Regions from separate parts of the Homo sapiens genome. Here regions 2, 3 and 4 are each linked to region 1. A link is a contact called in ENCODE Hi-C data. All regions are on one chromosome and are shown on one strand. Each heading gives the region's core, a stretch centred on a gene start or an enhancer-like site at or near the end of the contact. The rest is flanking DNA. Distances are from core to core; before and after follow the strand shown. Region 1 holds the start of ZBTB2 (zinc finger and BTB domain containing 2). Region 2 overlaps ZC3H12D (zinc finger CCCH-type containing 12D). Region 3 holds the start of KATNA1 (katanin catalytic subunit A1). Region 4 holds the start of MTRF1L (mitochondrial translation release factor 1 like).

What was found. A loop is a pair of places that touch in the nucleus more often than their neighbours do. Pooled maps may share reads with other maps.
Region 2: a loop to region 1 is called in a map with no recorded cell type, with 8 times the contacts of the local background. The contact joins the enhancer-like site here to the promoter of ZBTB2 in region 1. A Hi-C loop is called at or near these places in 4 of 37 single-sample maps with no recorded cell type and 2 of 50 pooled maps.
Region 3: a map of gastrocnemius medialis shows a loop between it and region 1 (7-fold over the local background). The contact joins the promoter of KATNA1 here to the promoter of ZBTB2 in region 1. A Hi-C loop is called at or near these places in 2 of 168 maps with a recorded cell type or tissue (gastrocnemius medialis and naive thymus-derived CD4-positive, alpha-beta T cell), 1 of 37 single-sample maps with no recorded cell type and 12 of 50 pooled maps.
Region 4: a loop to region 1 is called in a map of B cell, with 17 times the contacts of the local background. The contact joins the promoter of MTRF1L here to the promoter of ZBTB2 in region 1. A Hi-C loop is called at or near these places in 4 of 168 maps with a recorded cell type or tissue (B cell, K562 and naive thymus-derived CD4-positive, alpha-beta T cell), 2 of 37 single-sample maps with no recorded cell type and 12 of 50 pooled maps.

What each region holds. Positions count from the first base shown.
Region 1 is chr6:151,389,861-151,393,077 of GRCh38, reverse strand. It overlaps ZBTB2 (zinc finger and BTB domain containing 2), which reads left to right and starts at 1,519. Exons shown (of 3, transcript NM_020861.3): 1 at 1,519-1,658. LOC124901232 (translation initiation factor IF-2-like) reads right to left here. Exons shown (of 3, transcript XM_047419613.1): 2 at 2,606-3,124; 3 at 1-2,373. The coding sequence ends at 1,474. RefSeq lists an enhancer at 634-1,506 and silencers at 1,488-1,547, 1,558-1,947, 2,028-2,957.
Region 2 is chr6:149,466,724-149,469,940 of GRCh38, reverse strand. The region is part of intron 2 of ZC3H12D (zinc finger CCCH-type containing 12D); the gene reads left to right. Among named protein-coding and RNA genes, the nearest start is that of ZC3H12D, 17 kb to the left of the region's middle. Within about 2 kb of position 1,605, at least 4 of the 41 ENCODE cell types and tissues checked have a DNase peak (open chromatin) inside an H3K27ac peak, as active enhancers do.
Region 3 is chr6:149,646,933-149,650,149 of GRCh38, reverse strand. KATNA1 (katanin catalytic subunit A1) reads left to right here and starts at 1,436. Exons shown (of 11, transcript NM_007044.4): 1 at 1,436-1,681. RefSeq lists a silencer at 1,217-1,486 and an enhancer at 1,557-1,636.
Region 4 is chr6:153,000,997-153,004,213 of GRCh38, reverse strand. MTRF1L (mitochondrial translation release factor 1 like) reads left to right here and starts at 1,505. Exons shown (of 7, transcript NM_019041.7): 1 at 1,505-1,787. The coding sequence starts at 1,529. RefSeq lists enhancers at 1,148-1,257, 348-1,348 and silencers at 1,578-1,687, 1,698-1,757.

The DNA of each region.
Region 1 (3,217 bases), core at 270-2,769:
TATTCCAGTGACAGCGGTGCAGTAGAATACTTAGATCAGGGTCAGAATTTGGTTTTGGAGGCAGACATTTACCCACTAAAGTCATTTATCTAGCTGATCAAAAAACAGGAAAGTTCAAAGCGAGTATACACTGAATCTATTATCCATTTGAGAGCCACTGAAGCTACACAGCTGCTTATTTTGTCTTCAAAGAAGGAATTAGTCATCAGTACCTGCAGGTATAACTGGATTTCTAAATCAAACTCAGATTTTTAGGAGGGACACTTCTATGTATTAAATTGTCTTAAGATGGTAAGCTTGCCTTAAATGATTTGTAAACTATGTGCCAGGCATTGTGCTAGTGGTCAGACTGTGTAAACCAAAATGGGTTAGACATCACAACCAAGTTAGCATGCCTTGAAACCAGAGTATCCTAGAAACTGCTGCCTCCACTTCCTTAGGAATAAAGCCATATCCTTTCTAAATCTCAAAAAATCCTAGATGTGTAAAGAAATCATTAAATTCTAGTCCTCAAAGGACTGTATTTCCCCAAAAAAGACACGGATTCTAGAAAAATGGCAACAACCAAAAAGTAAACTTTAAAATGTTAAAAATGACCATCAGGAAATTCTAACTTCCCTGCCATGTTTCCGTGTTTCAGGATCTCCCCGTTAAAAGATTTTCCACACCTCTAAATCTAACAGAATAGCCAACTCTGGAATCCATACCTCAAAGACCAAAACCTAACAGGAGAATAAACTGTTCTCTTAACAAACATGCGTTGCAGACTTTCATTTTTGGGGGGGCCAAAACTTCAAAAACGAAAATCGTTGCTGAAATAACCATGAAATTCAACCCTAACAGAAACATCTTACGCCGCTCAACTCATCTGCAAGGTAAAGGAAGCACCTCTGCCTCTGTGCACGCTACAGGAATCTGTACTTCAGCATGACTTTCAGTTACCATTGGTGACACAAAGATACTGCTGGTTTACAGTATCTCCCCGGTTCTAAAGGCCACTCCATTTCAAGTCTTAAAGATTAAAACAAACACGAAAAGTCAAGGGACAAGGGTAAAGGCCAAGAGATCTCAAGCAGAAGCCGGCAGAAGGATACGAGCAGTGGCTCTCCATCTCTACCCCGAGCATCTCAAGGACTTGTGCTACCTAAACACTTTATGTAAACAAGGGGCTTGTGACTCAGGCCTCCAGCCCCAATAGGTGGAGAGAAGTTTCCTCGCCTCGGCTGCACATGGTCTGCAGAAGTTTGGCTGGAGCAGAGCGCGGAGCCTGGGTGGGAGCGGCAGTGGAGTGCTGCAGGCGGCGGCGGCGGCGGCAGAGCAGCAGGAGGCGGAGGCGGGCGGGGGGAGGGGAGCGGCTGGGGGGGGGGCGGAGGGGGCTCTTGCCGCCACTGCTCTCTCGCCGCCTCTCCCCCCCGGCGGGAGCCGCTCGCAGCCTCTTTGCACTAGTCTCTCCGCTCTCTCGGTCATGTGACCTTAACGTAACCGGACAGGAAAAGCCCCGCCGCCGCCGCCGCCGCCGCGCCGGAGACACCGACCGCGGCGGCAGCAGCAGCAGCAGCAGCGAGAGGCAGAGGCGGCGGCGGCGGGGAGGACAGCACGGCCGAGGCTGCCCAGAGGCGCCTCCTCCACACCCCCCGCCGCAGCAGCACCGGCGACAGGTAAGCGCGCACCGCCTCCGCCTCCCGGGGCCGGTGCCCACGTGCCACCCCCAGCCCAGGGTCCGGGAAGGCGGTGGGGGGGCGGGGGCCACCGGAGCTCGCAAACGGTTCCGGCAGAGGCGGTGGCAACAAAGACGACGAATGACCCTCGTACCAGGGCTACGGGTGCAGGCAGGCGGAAGGCCCGGGCCACTCGGGGACCCGGTTCTGGGAAGCGAGGGCAGGGGCGCCTCGCGGGGGCGGCGGCGGCTGCGCCTGGCGCCGGGGCTCTGGCCGCTTGACAAAACCATCCCCCGGAGCCAGGCGGCGGCGAGTCGGCGGCGCCTCCATCCGGGGTTTTGTGGGAGGGGGAGGGGACGGAAGCCGAGAGGGCGGGCGGCGGATCGGAGGGAGGGTGGGAGGGAGGAAGGGGAGGGGGGCGATTCGCGTTCGGTTCCCCGTGGCCGGTCCCTCCCTTCCCGCCGCCACCGCGAAGTGCGCCCTGGGCGGCGGCGGCCGGTGAGCGTCCCGCGCTGGAGCCCTCAGAGGCGGGCCCGTCAGGTGCGTAATCCTTCCGACGCCTCGCCGCCGCCTCCTGCTGCTGCCGCCGCTGCTGCTTCGGCGGCAAGGCCGCGAGCTGCGGAAGTGGGTTTGGGGGAGGGGAGGGAGGAGGGAGGGGGAGGGGAGGGATCCGGTCCGACCGGAGCAGGCCCGGCCTCTCTGGCGCTTCTCCCAGCTGCAGCGGCTCCTACAGCTGCTGCCGCTACTGCTGCGGCTCCGCCTCCCGCTCGCGGGCGGGGGCGCGCACGCGCGCTTCCGGCCTCCTCGGGTCTCGCGCTGTCTCCGGCTCTCGCGCGCGCTCATCCCTCTCCCTCTCTCCCTGTCTGGGCCACCCCCGCCCCCGGCGCCGGGGCTGTTGCGCCGGCCGGGGCGTTGCGCACGGCGTAGGCGTCGGCATTGTGTTAAACTCCGCGGGACTTGGGGCGAGCGCGCGCGCGCACGCGGGACTGAGGGAAGCGGCGAGCGTGCAACGCGGCCGGAGTGCGTCGCCCCTCCCTCCCCCTCAGCCCCTCGGGGACGGGGACAGGGAGGGGGCGGGGCCGGCGAGACCGGAGGGGGCCAGAGGGCCCCGGCGCCGCGCCCCCGGCCCCGCCCCGGGGCGGGTGGGACGAGGTGGCTGTTGCGGCGCGCTCAGGCGGGCGGGGGACGCGTCGGCCTCTGTGGCGCCGCCCTTGTCGCCTGCTCGCTGAGGCTGCAGGCCGGGCCCCAGTCCCGGGTACGGAGCGTGTTGAGCCGGCGGCCTCCAGCTTCCGCCCGACGCGCCATCTGCGCCTGCGATACAGCCCGGTTTGGCCCCGAGCGCGCTGTGCTTTCGGCTGCTTAGCCTTGGGGCGTGGGACCCGCGCGGCCCTCACGCCCCAACCGGACTCCAAGGCGGGGAGGCTGCTTCCCGGGGCCGGCGTCGTTTTCTCGGTGTAGCGAAACCTCTAAACCCTTCTTGTTTAAACAAAGCCGCAAGAGAGAACTTTTTAGCCAGAAGCTGCAAAGGAAGCTGGGTTTTGCCGCTTTTAGCTGGTAGT
Region 2 (3,217 bases), core at 356-2,855, 1.9 Mb after region 1:
TACCATTCCTTCTGCTCTCCCCCGGCCTAGGAAAGGACCACAGGGTAGGAGACCCTGACCCAGAGGCGGGCTCTGGCTGCAGTTGACAAGCCCTGGACTTGTCAGCTGCAGGCAGGTGTGAGGCCCCACTCCCTTCACAGGGACCCTCTGCAGGGCTGGTGCCCAGGATGCCCTCAGGGTGCCACATGTGCCTCAAATAGTAGCTCTCATGGACTAGCAGCCCAAAGACTGATTTCTCAGTGCAGTCTCCATACCTTAAAGGTAGGGCTGTGTGTGTGTTTCCGTGAGAAAGAGAGGGACATCAGCTCGGGTCATTCAGCTGAATACCTGAGTCCATAGATACCTGGCTTTAAGAATAATGTCCAGCAACTTTTTAAAAAGAAGGCAGCTTTCATTGAAAGCGTGTTCAAAATGGCATCATGGTGTGTGGGAAGAGCATGAATTCTCACGAGCCAACAGTTGCAGCATTTTCTTTTTTTTTTTGAGATGGAGTCTCGCTCTGTCGCCCAGGCTGGAGTGCAGTGGCGCCATCTCGGCTCACTGCAAGCTCCGCCTCCCGGGTTCACGCCATTCCCCTGCCTCAGCCTCCCAAGTAGCTGGGACTACAGGTGCCCGCCACCACGTCCAGCTAATTTTTTTGTACTTTTAATACAGACGGGGTTTCACCGTGTTAGCCAGGATGGTCTCGATCTCCTGACTTAGTGATCCACCCGCCTCGGCCTCCCAAAGTGCTGGGATTACAGGCTTGAGCCATCGCTCCCGGCTGAGTTGCAGCATTTTCTTGCCTAGGGTGGGCAGACTCACAAGTGCCCAGCCTGTTTTACATTCTGTAGGCAAATCTAGAAAAGGCGGGATTCAAAGTACAACCTTGGGGGGAAAGCACCTGATAATTTCACATCCTCTTACTGCCCCAGAGTAGGGTTTCATGTAAATGTGTCCTCATTTTGGAGTGCACAGGGCTTTTTGCTTTGGCTGTTGTTTACATTTTTACACTCTCAGGACACTCTGCAGGCTCTGGTTTGTGCTGGAGTAAGGGATCTCCAAGGAAGAGAGAGATCAGGCTTGAAATCATACCTCTCAGTTTTCATCATGCCCCCCTCAGTGGGTTCCCAGCAGGCAAGAAAGAGAATGGTGGGGGTTTATGACCGGGCTGGGGGTCAGACCTGCTTCTGAGACCCTGACTCTGTTCTGTCTGACGTTAGCCTTGGGCTCCTGCCTGTCTGCACCCATTTCTTGTAAGGCGAAAGCTCCCAGATCAGCCCCTGCTCACGGTCTCTTTCCCCTGCCTTGAGCTGGGGAGAGATCTCCTGGTGAGAAGGGTCAGAGTGTTTGCAATTGAACCCCCAGTAAGAAACAGAGTGGCAAGAGCAGCTTCCCTTCACATCTCAGACCCCTGAGGAATCATTGCTCCTCTCTTTCCTCCTGCCCATAGCCACAACCTTCCTCCATATGTGACTGCTTTGGGAGCCCCTAGCCTCTGCAGGAACTACTTGGCAATAGTCAAAGATGCAGTGGTGTACAATTGGATTGTCTAGTTACTGAAACTGGCTGGCACTCTGATTGCAGCTACCCCAGGCACAGTTGTCAGGCAGGCAAAATTTGCCTTGGGTGCCAACCCACTTCCTCTTTGTACCTTTGGTTATTCAAAACTCCCATCTCTGGTGGGGTGCAGTGGCTTATGCCTGTAATCCTAGCACTTTGGGAGGCCAAGGCAGGCGAATCACCTGAGGTCAGGAGTTTGAGACCAGCCTGACCAACGTGGAGAAACCCCGTCTCTACTAAAAATACAAAATTAGCTGGGTGTGGTGATGCATGCTTGTAATCCCAGCTACTCGGGAGGCTGAGGCAGGAGAATCGCTTGAACCTGGGAGGTGGAGGTTGTGGTGAGCTGAGATTGCGCCATTGCACTCCAGTCTGGGCAACAAGAACAAAACTCCGTCTCAAAAACAAACAGAAAACAAAAACAAAACTCCCAGCTCCTGTCTCCTTTTCCCAGGGCCTGGCTCTCGGCTTGCTGCCTGATGAGCTGGTTCACAGTGTTGGTTAATAAGGGCATGAGGTGCCTTTTCTAAGCATGAGCATTTAAACTGTGGGTTACTATTCCTCCAAAAGAACTGCCATCTGGATCCTGAGGTATAGATGGAGTTGGGGGGAATCAATGGTCTTTGGGAGACTAGGGAGGAAGAGTTTTGCAGCCTAAGGGGTCAGGCTTTGAGGGCTGCCCCTAGATCAGAGAGATGGACACATTGTTTTGCTTCAGTTTCCTCAAGGGTAAAATGGGGACAAGGTCACTTCCTCAAGGGCTTCTTGTAATGATTAAATGAGGCAAAACGTGCAAAGTGCCCTGGCAGACAGAACCCTCTACAGATCTTAAAAATGAGCTCCAAGGCCAGGCGCAGTGGCTCATGCCTGTAATCTCAGCACTTTGGGAGGCCAACATGGGAGGATCACCTGGGGCCAGGAGTTCAAGACCGGCCTGGGCAACATAGCCAGACCTCATCTCTACAACAAATTTTTAAAATTAGCCAGGTGTGGCAGTGCATACCTGTAGTCCCAGCGACTTGGGAGGCTGAGGTGGGAGGACTGCTTGAGCCTGAGAGGTTGAGGCTACTGTGAGCCATGATTGTACCATTGCACTCCAGCCTGGGTAACAGAATGAGACTCCATTTCTTAAATAAAAAAAAAAGAGCTCCAAGAAGCAGGGGTGATGTCTTTTCTTAGCATGCAGTGCAGAGCCTTGTAGTAGATATTCAGGAATTGCACTGAGTCTGTGAAGGAACGTGCAGATGAGTGGATGCCTTTGGTGTGTGCATTCCTGTCTGTGTGCTGGGGAGTGGGCTCCCAGGGCGACTGAGAGCTCTGCCAGGGTCCAGGTTCCCTTCCTGTCTCTCACCACTGAACACTGCCTCCTACACCCACCAAAGGTGTCAGAGATGGCTTGTGAATGGTTAAATGCAAATATGGAAGGAGACCCTGAAAAAAGAGCAGCAATTAAGAAACAGCTTTTTTATTTTATTTTATTTTATTTTATTTTATTTTATTTTATTTTATTTTATTTTATTTTTGAGATGGAGTCTTGCTCTGTCACCCAAGCTAGAATGCAGTGGCTTGATCTCGGCTCACTGAAACTTCTCCCTCCCGGGTTCAAGCGATTTTCCTGCCTCAGCCTCCTGTGTAACTGGGATTACAGGCATGCGCCACCACGCCTGGCTGATTT
Region 3 (3,217 bases), core at 187-2,686, 1.7 Mb after region 1:
AGGCTGGTCTCAAACGCCTTGACCTCAAGTGACCCACCCGTCTCGGCCTCCCAAAGTGCTGGGATTACAGGTATGAGCCACCGTGCCTGGCCTAGAATTTCTTATCAATGGAATCATACAATATGTATTAATTTTGTGGCCTTTGAGAAGTTTTTTAACTGTAAATTGGCTTTATAAATTAGCATACCTTTGAACTCACATAAAGGATGAAGGTTGAATTAGGGTAATTAATCTGTACCTCCCTGAATTGGTTTTGATTCCAAAAATATATACTAAATATAGTTTCCTGTTCCCTATTACAATAGAGTTCATATTTACTACAGTGAAACTATCATTTTCCACTCAGTTGAGACGTTACAAGACTTTAAGCCCCATGAAACATTCTATTTCGTGACCACTGTATACCCAGTGCCAACACTGTCTCACACATAGTAGTTGCTGAGTAAACATTTGTTGACTGAATGGATGTATTTCCCCTGAATTGCTTCTACATGTCTATGTTAGATGACTGGGGTGCTTTTATTTTTTTAGAGATAGGGCCTCACTTTGTCTCCCAGACTGGAGTGCAATGGCGCCATCATGGCCCACTGCAGCCTCCAACTCCTGGGCTCAAGTGATCCTCTTGTGTCAGCCTCCTGAGTAGTTGTGACTACAGGCGTGCGCCACCATGTCCAGCCAATTTTTGTACTTTTTGTAGAGACGGGGGGTCTCACTATATTGCCCAGGCTGGTCTTGAACTCCCGGCTCAAGCTATTCTCCCGCCTCAGCCTCCCAAAGTGCTGGGATTACAGGGATGAGCCACTGTGCCCAGTCGGGATGCTTTAATGTTAGAAACTTAATTACCTTGCGTTTTTAAAGGAATGTGTGAGAAGTGCCCTATTCTGCCTCAAGTGATGGCAGAGGGTGGAGATTGAGACTGGAGGAAGCCCTGTGCAGTACATATCTGTAAGTCATGAAATAGCATCATTTTCCTTGTCTGGTCATATTAAAACGGTGATTAAAAAATCAAGAAAATAAAATCCCACTAGCAGTGTGTCCGAGAATCTTTGTTTACCTCCTCCCTATTGTTATGTCATGACATGGAGCCCAGCTGGGGAATTCTGAATACTAGGTTCTAAAACAGGATTTGTCATAAACGAATTGCTTGATCCTGGACATTCACCTCTAAAATAGACACCTGACCTCGGTGTGTGTGTGAGTGTGGTGAAAATCAAGTGGGAGGGAAAGTGAGCAAGCACCTGAACAAGGTACAGAGGCGCGCGAGGTAGTACCATAATACCATCTACACCAAGGTCTATACTATCCCTGGTCTCCGCTGCGTCCGCCGGGAGGAGGCGGTGCAAGAATGCGCACGCGCGGCCCCGGGCCCGGCCACACCCTCTTCCGCCGCTCCCGCCCAGCGACCTCGCTCCCGGGGCGACGCCCCGCGTGCGCCAGAGTCGCCGAGGTCGTCCCCGGCACCGGAAGTGACCCTGGCGGGTTTGTCTTCAAATTCTCGGCGAGCAGGAGCCGCGCCGGCAGGTGGTGTTGACGATTGAACTGGGCAGTACTGGGGCCGTGAGCGGAGAGCAAAGTGGGCTGGACTGGGTCAGGCCCTCCTTCCTCGCTGCCGGGATCTCCACTCCGCCAATCCCCTGTGCCTGGCGTTGGGCGGTTTCCCGAGGAGCTTGGGCCGCCGCAGGTGAGTTTTCACTCTGGCGGTGCTCTGGGGACCCCCGATTTTCCAGGGCCGGGCTGGTGAGGGACTCGGGGGGCCCACAGCGAGAACCCGCCGCGCAACCCTCCGTGAGCCTGCCTGTGCCTGAGCTGAGGTCCTAGGTCCTTGCTGTTGTCCACGATAACTTGGCTTAGGTGACAGTCCCCCTACCTGAGGAATCCTGTCAGGCGGAGGACTTTTCGGGGGCTCCTGTCGATCCCATCTTTTGATCTGTGTCGTTAGCGAAGTCACCAGCCGAGTTTTTAGTTCTTCGATTTTTCGACTGGTTCTCTCCAGAACCCGCTCACGCCCCCCACCCCGAAACCCTCACAGGTAAAAATCCCGATGGCCATGACATTGGGAGGCAACTTCTTTTCTTAAAATTTGTTAGGTTCGAGTGATATTGTTGGGGATGTTATTTCTTATTTATTCTAGAGCCCGGCGTCCTCTGGAAGGCCTGTGGGCCTTTTGGTTTAGAGTTGGTACCTTTTAGAAAAGTTTTCCCTCGAAACAGTTGTTTCATACAAATGTGATGACAAAGTTAGAGATAAACGTAGATCCTGAAGTGCCTTACAGTGGATAATCTCAAGCTCTTATTTAATCAAAAATAGTTTCCTGTTAAAACCGCGAAGGGCCGCTTTTATATTAGTTACTAACTTCCAACAGCACAGTGATGCTCTTTTCTCTTGAAAGCACTAATTTACGTCTTCCTCTTTGAAATTAGACCTCTAGTTATTGCTGAAAACATTCCCGATGTTTTAGAATGGGTGCAGTAGATCTTTGTCACGTAATCACAATGATAATCACCTTAGTAGATGTTAAGACAGATTCTTGAAATGTTTTTACGGGCTTAAATGTCTCAGTATAAAGCCCTATTTTCTTTTCCAAAAGAGCTGGGTTTTGTTCTTTTTTTTTTTTTTTTTTTTTTTTTTGAGACGGAGTCTTGCTCTGTCGCCAGGCTGGAGTGCAGTGGCGCAATCTTGGCTCACTGCAACCTCCGCCTCCCGGGTTCAAGCGATTCCCCTGCCTCAGCCTCCTTGAGTAGCTGTGACTACAGGCGCGCTCCACTACGCGCGGCAAATTTTTTGTATTTTAGTAGAGATGGGGTTTCACCATGTTGGCCAGGCTGGTCTCGATTTCCAGACATTGTGATCCGCCCGCCTAGGCCTCCCAAAGTGTTGGGATTACAGACGTGAGCCACTGCGCCCGGCCGGTTTTTGTTCTTATACCAAGAAATAGGAGCAAAACTTTGTTTTGTATTAACATTAACAAGTTGTGGCCTGTAAATACCTTTAAAAAAAAAAACACGCAGTAGTGATCAACTTCCCAACATTCCTAGACTATGAAAAGCTATATAAAGCTTCTTTATAGCGTTGGTTATTCAAGAAGCGTTTACATTTTTATAGGTAATAGGCATGCTATGTAGTCCACAAGGGATTCTCCACCTCATTTTGAAACTGGTATCAAGATGCTGACAAATATTGAGGATTAGAGAATCTTGTTGAATTCACTCTATTAACA
Region 4 (3,217 bases), core at 256-2,755, 1.6 Mb before region 1:
ATTCTCACCATTTCCATGGTTAAGATAAATTCAAAGTTAAGTTCAGACTTGGGAAACAATTGTTCTAATAGAGATAAAAACATCCTGATCAGTCCTGTTCTATCCTCAGATCAGGATTAAAATAAAATGGGTTTCAACAGCAGAACGATTGTATAAAGTTGTGTAGCTTGAATACACAAAGTGAAAAGAACTGAGATAATTAGGTGGAGCCTTTAAGTAGCAAAAAACTATTTTTGCTTCCTGATGTTTGAAGAGTCATTTCATTCTTCCACTCACTCTGCATTTGTTATCGTGCTAAGAGATGAAAAGAGAGAGGCAATGCAAACGTTATTTTCTAAGAATGTTTATACTTAACAGTTTCGATTAGATGACCTAAGGATATTTTAACCTTGATAAGGGTTCCCATTTTTTACCATTTTATTTTTTATGAATAAATTAGAAGTTTCGTACTTCTAATATATCACCTCTCTCAACAGTGAAATACCACTTAGTAGACGCTGCCCAAACCAGTTAGGTAGTGGCAGTTCTCAGATTGAGCGTTTAGCCCTTGCATTCCCAGGACTGTCTTGGTTGTGTTTATTCCCTCATATTTATTTCTCCGTTGAGCTGTGAACAGGTCTTTTGAAAAGTGCAAAGCATTGTGCCAATAAATGTCGGTATTGCTGGCACCTATCCGCTACCAGTTCTTTGGAAAGGGATGAGGGTTGGACTCCTGGAGGCAGATATCTGAAGGCTTTGTTGGGCTGTAGGTTGCTGTAACACGGAATCACTCCACCTCTTTAAAAAGCTGACGATAAGTGGGACTAAGTGAAAATGAATGGGCAGGTGAATAATAAAGTCCTTTGAAAGCAAGTAAATGACGCGGCAGATGAAGGGCACGCACGTCTATTGTGCAAATTCATTCAGTGGTTATCTCATAATACACTTATCAAGTCCTTATTACCACGAACCTCACCCACCGTGGACAAGAGAAACATAAGCAGGAAAAAAGGAGGAGGAATAAACACACGCCTGTCCATAATAAAACTCGCTCTTGAAGACTCAGCGGCAGCCCTGCACCGGAGACTGACGACTTGCGCGGCTGTGACCTCCGCCCTGCAGCGGACCCTCGACTGCCCTGCACTGCGGCTCTGGAGGCCCCGACTCAGTGCATGGGAAAGAAATCCTCACTATCAGAAAACAGAGGGGCAATCTGCTGCTCTCCCTTTCCGGCCAAACACGTCACCCATCAACCGGATACCTACCAAGAGGCTTTCAGAGGAGGCGCCCAAGGTCTCCCAGGCCCGCCCCTCCCCAATCACGCTCCGCTCAGCCCCCTCAACTTTTGGCCTCCGGGAAGTTCGCAGCGTTCTCACGCTTGGCAGGAAGTTCCCGCCAAGGCTTCCGGAAAATCCTTTAAAAAGCAACGCTTGCGCTGGGCGGGGCTTGGTGCGCTCTCACCCTTATCTCCAAATTCTGGGTGTTGTCGCGAGGGCTGCTGTGTCCGGAACTTCCGGTTCCGGTCAGGGTCCGCGATCTCGGACTAAGGATGCGGTCCCGGGTTCTGTGGGGCGCTGCCCGGTGGCTCTGGCCCCGCCGGGCCGTTGGCCCAGCCCGCCGGCCCCTGAGCTCCGGTAGCCCGCCGCTGGAGGAGCTGTTCACCCGGGGCGGGCCCTTGCGGACCTTCCTCGAGCGCCAGGCGGGGTCTGAAGCCCATTTGAAGGTCAGGAGGCCCGAGTTGCTGGCGGTGATCAAACTGCTGAACGAGAAGGAGCGGGAGCTGCGGGAGACTGAGCACTTGCTGCACGGTAAGGGTCGGGCCCGGGGGAGAGGCGTCAGAGCACATTCTTGACTCTTCGTTTGACTTTTCCACTGCCCACACTACCCGAGTTTGAAACTCTTTACTCACTTGCAGCCGTTTTTATTTTGGATCAGAGGTCAGGACATCATTACGTGCTGTGATCCCATCCTCTCCTGTGGGCTCTCTTGTGCTCCTTTGCCACGGCGCTCTGCCGCCTTTTACATGCTTATTAGTTGTGGACTCGGGCAAGAGCTCATTAGCTCAGCAAGGATAAATAAGGCACTGTCCCTGTGATGGGCTCCACAGCGGTGTTTCTCAAAGTGTGGTGTGGAGACCCATTTGCAGTAGTATCAGGGCAGTGCTTGTTAATAGCAGACTTAGGACTCAGAATCTCAGACCTATACGTGGGTAAAGGTACTAAATTGGGAAATTCAGTATGGCCTAAGTATAGAATAGGTGGGAGATGATGTCATAGAAACATGAAGCCAGAAAAATAGTTAAGAACCTTGCAAGACAAAGAATTTGGATTTATTTTTTATAGACCATGGAAAGTTAGCAAATGTTTTTAAGCAGAGAATTCACGTCTTTGTAAAGAAAAGTTAATGGTGGCATGCGCTGAGGATAAATTGGAGTATTCTCCAGAAACGCTGGTGGCTGACAGGCCAGGGAGGAGGCAGTTGAAACAATCCAAAGAAGAAATGGTGATAGGCATAGTTCTGACTCACAAAACATTTTGAGAAACAAGTTAGGATTTAGTGGCTTATGCCCTGAGAAGGATGAGGGAGAGAGTTAGTTCTAAGAAAAGTCTTAGGTTTCTGGCTTCAGCACGAGTGGTACTGTTAATTAAGATGAAAGTATAAAAGTTGGACCGAATTTTTTAAAAAGATGAGTTTTGCATTGAATGCCATATTAAGTTAAAAATACCTGTGAAAAGGAATTCCAATAAAGATATCTGTACTAGTCTAGGAGAAAAAATTACTGACATAGGAGAAAAATTGAGCCCAAATAATCATATGAGAGCTCTCGAGATATACAGTACGTGGTAAATTAAACCTTAGAAGTAGATGAGAACACTCAGGGAAAATGTGTTAAGATAGAAACAAGTCTAACAAGGCCAGAAATACACAGTATTTGAGGAGCAGGCAGAGAAGAAGGCTATAAAAGGTCAAGAAAAAAACAGCCAGAGCTTTGTGACCCTGAAGTAGATAAATAAATGAAGCTGTAGAAGCCAATAGAAAATTTCAAGAAGTAAGAGATCCTTGGCCAGGCGTGGTGGCTCACGCCTCTAATTCCAGCACTTTGAGAGGCTCAGGTGGGCCGATCACTTGAGCCCAGGAGTTCGAGACCAGCCTGGGTAACATGGCAAAACCCTGTCTCTACAAACAATGCAAAATTAGCTGGGCATGGTGGTGCGTGCCTGTGGTCCCAGCTACTTGA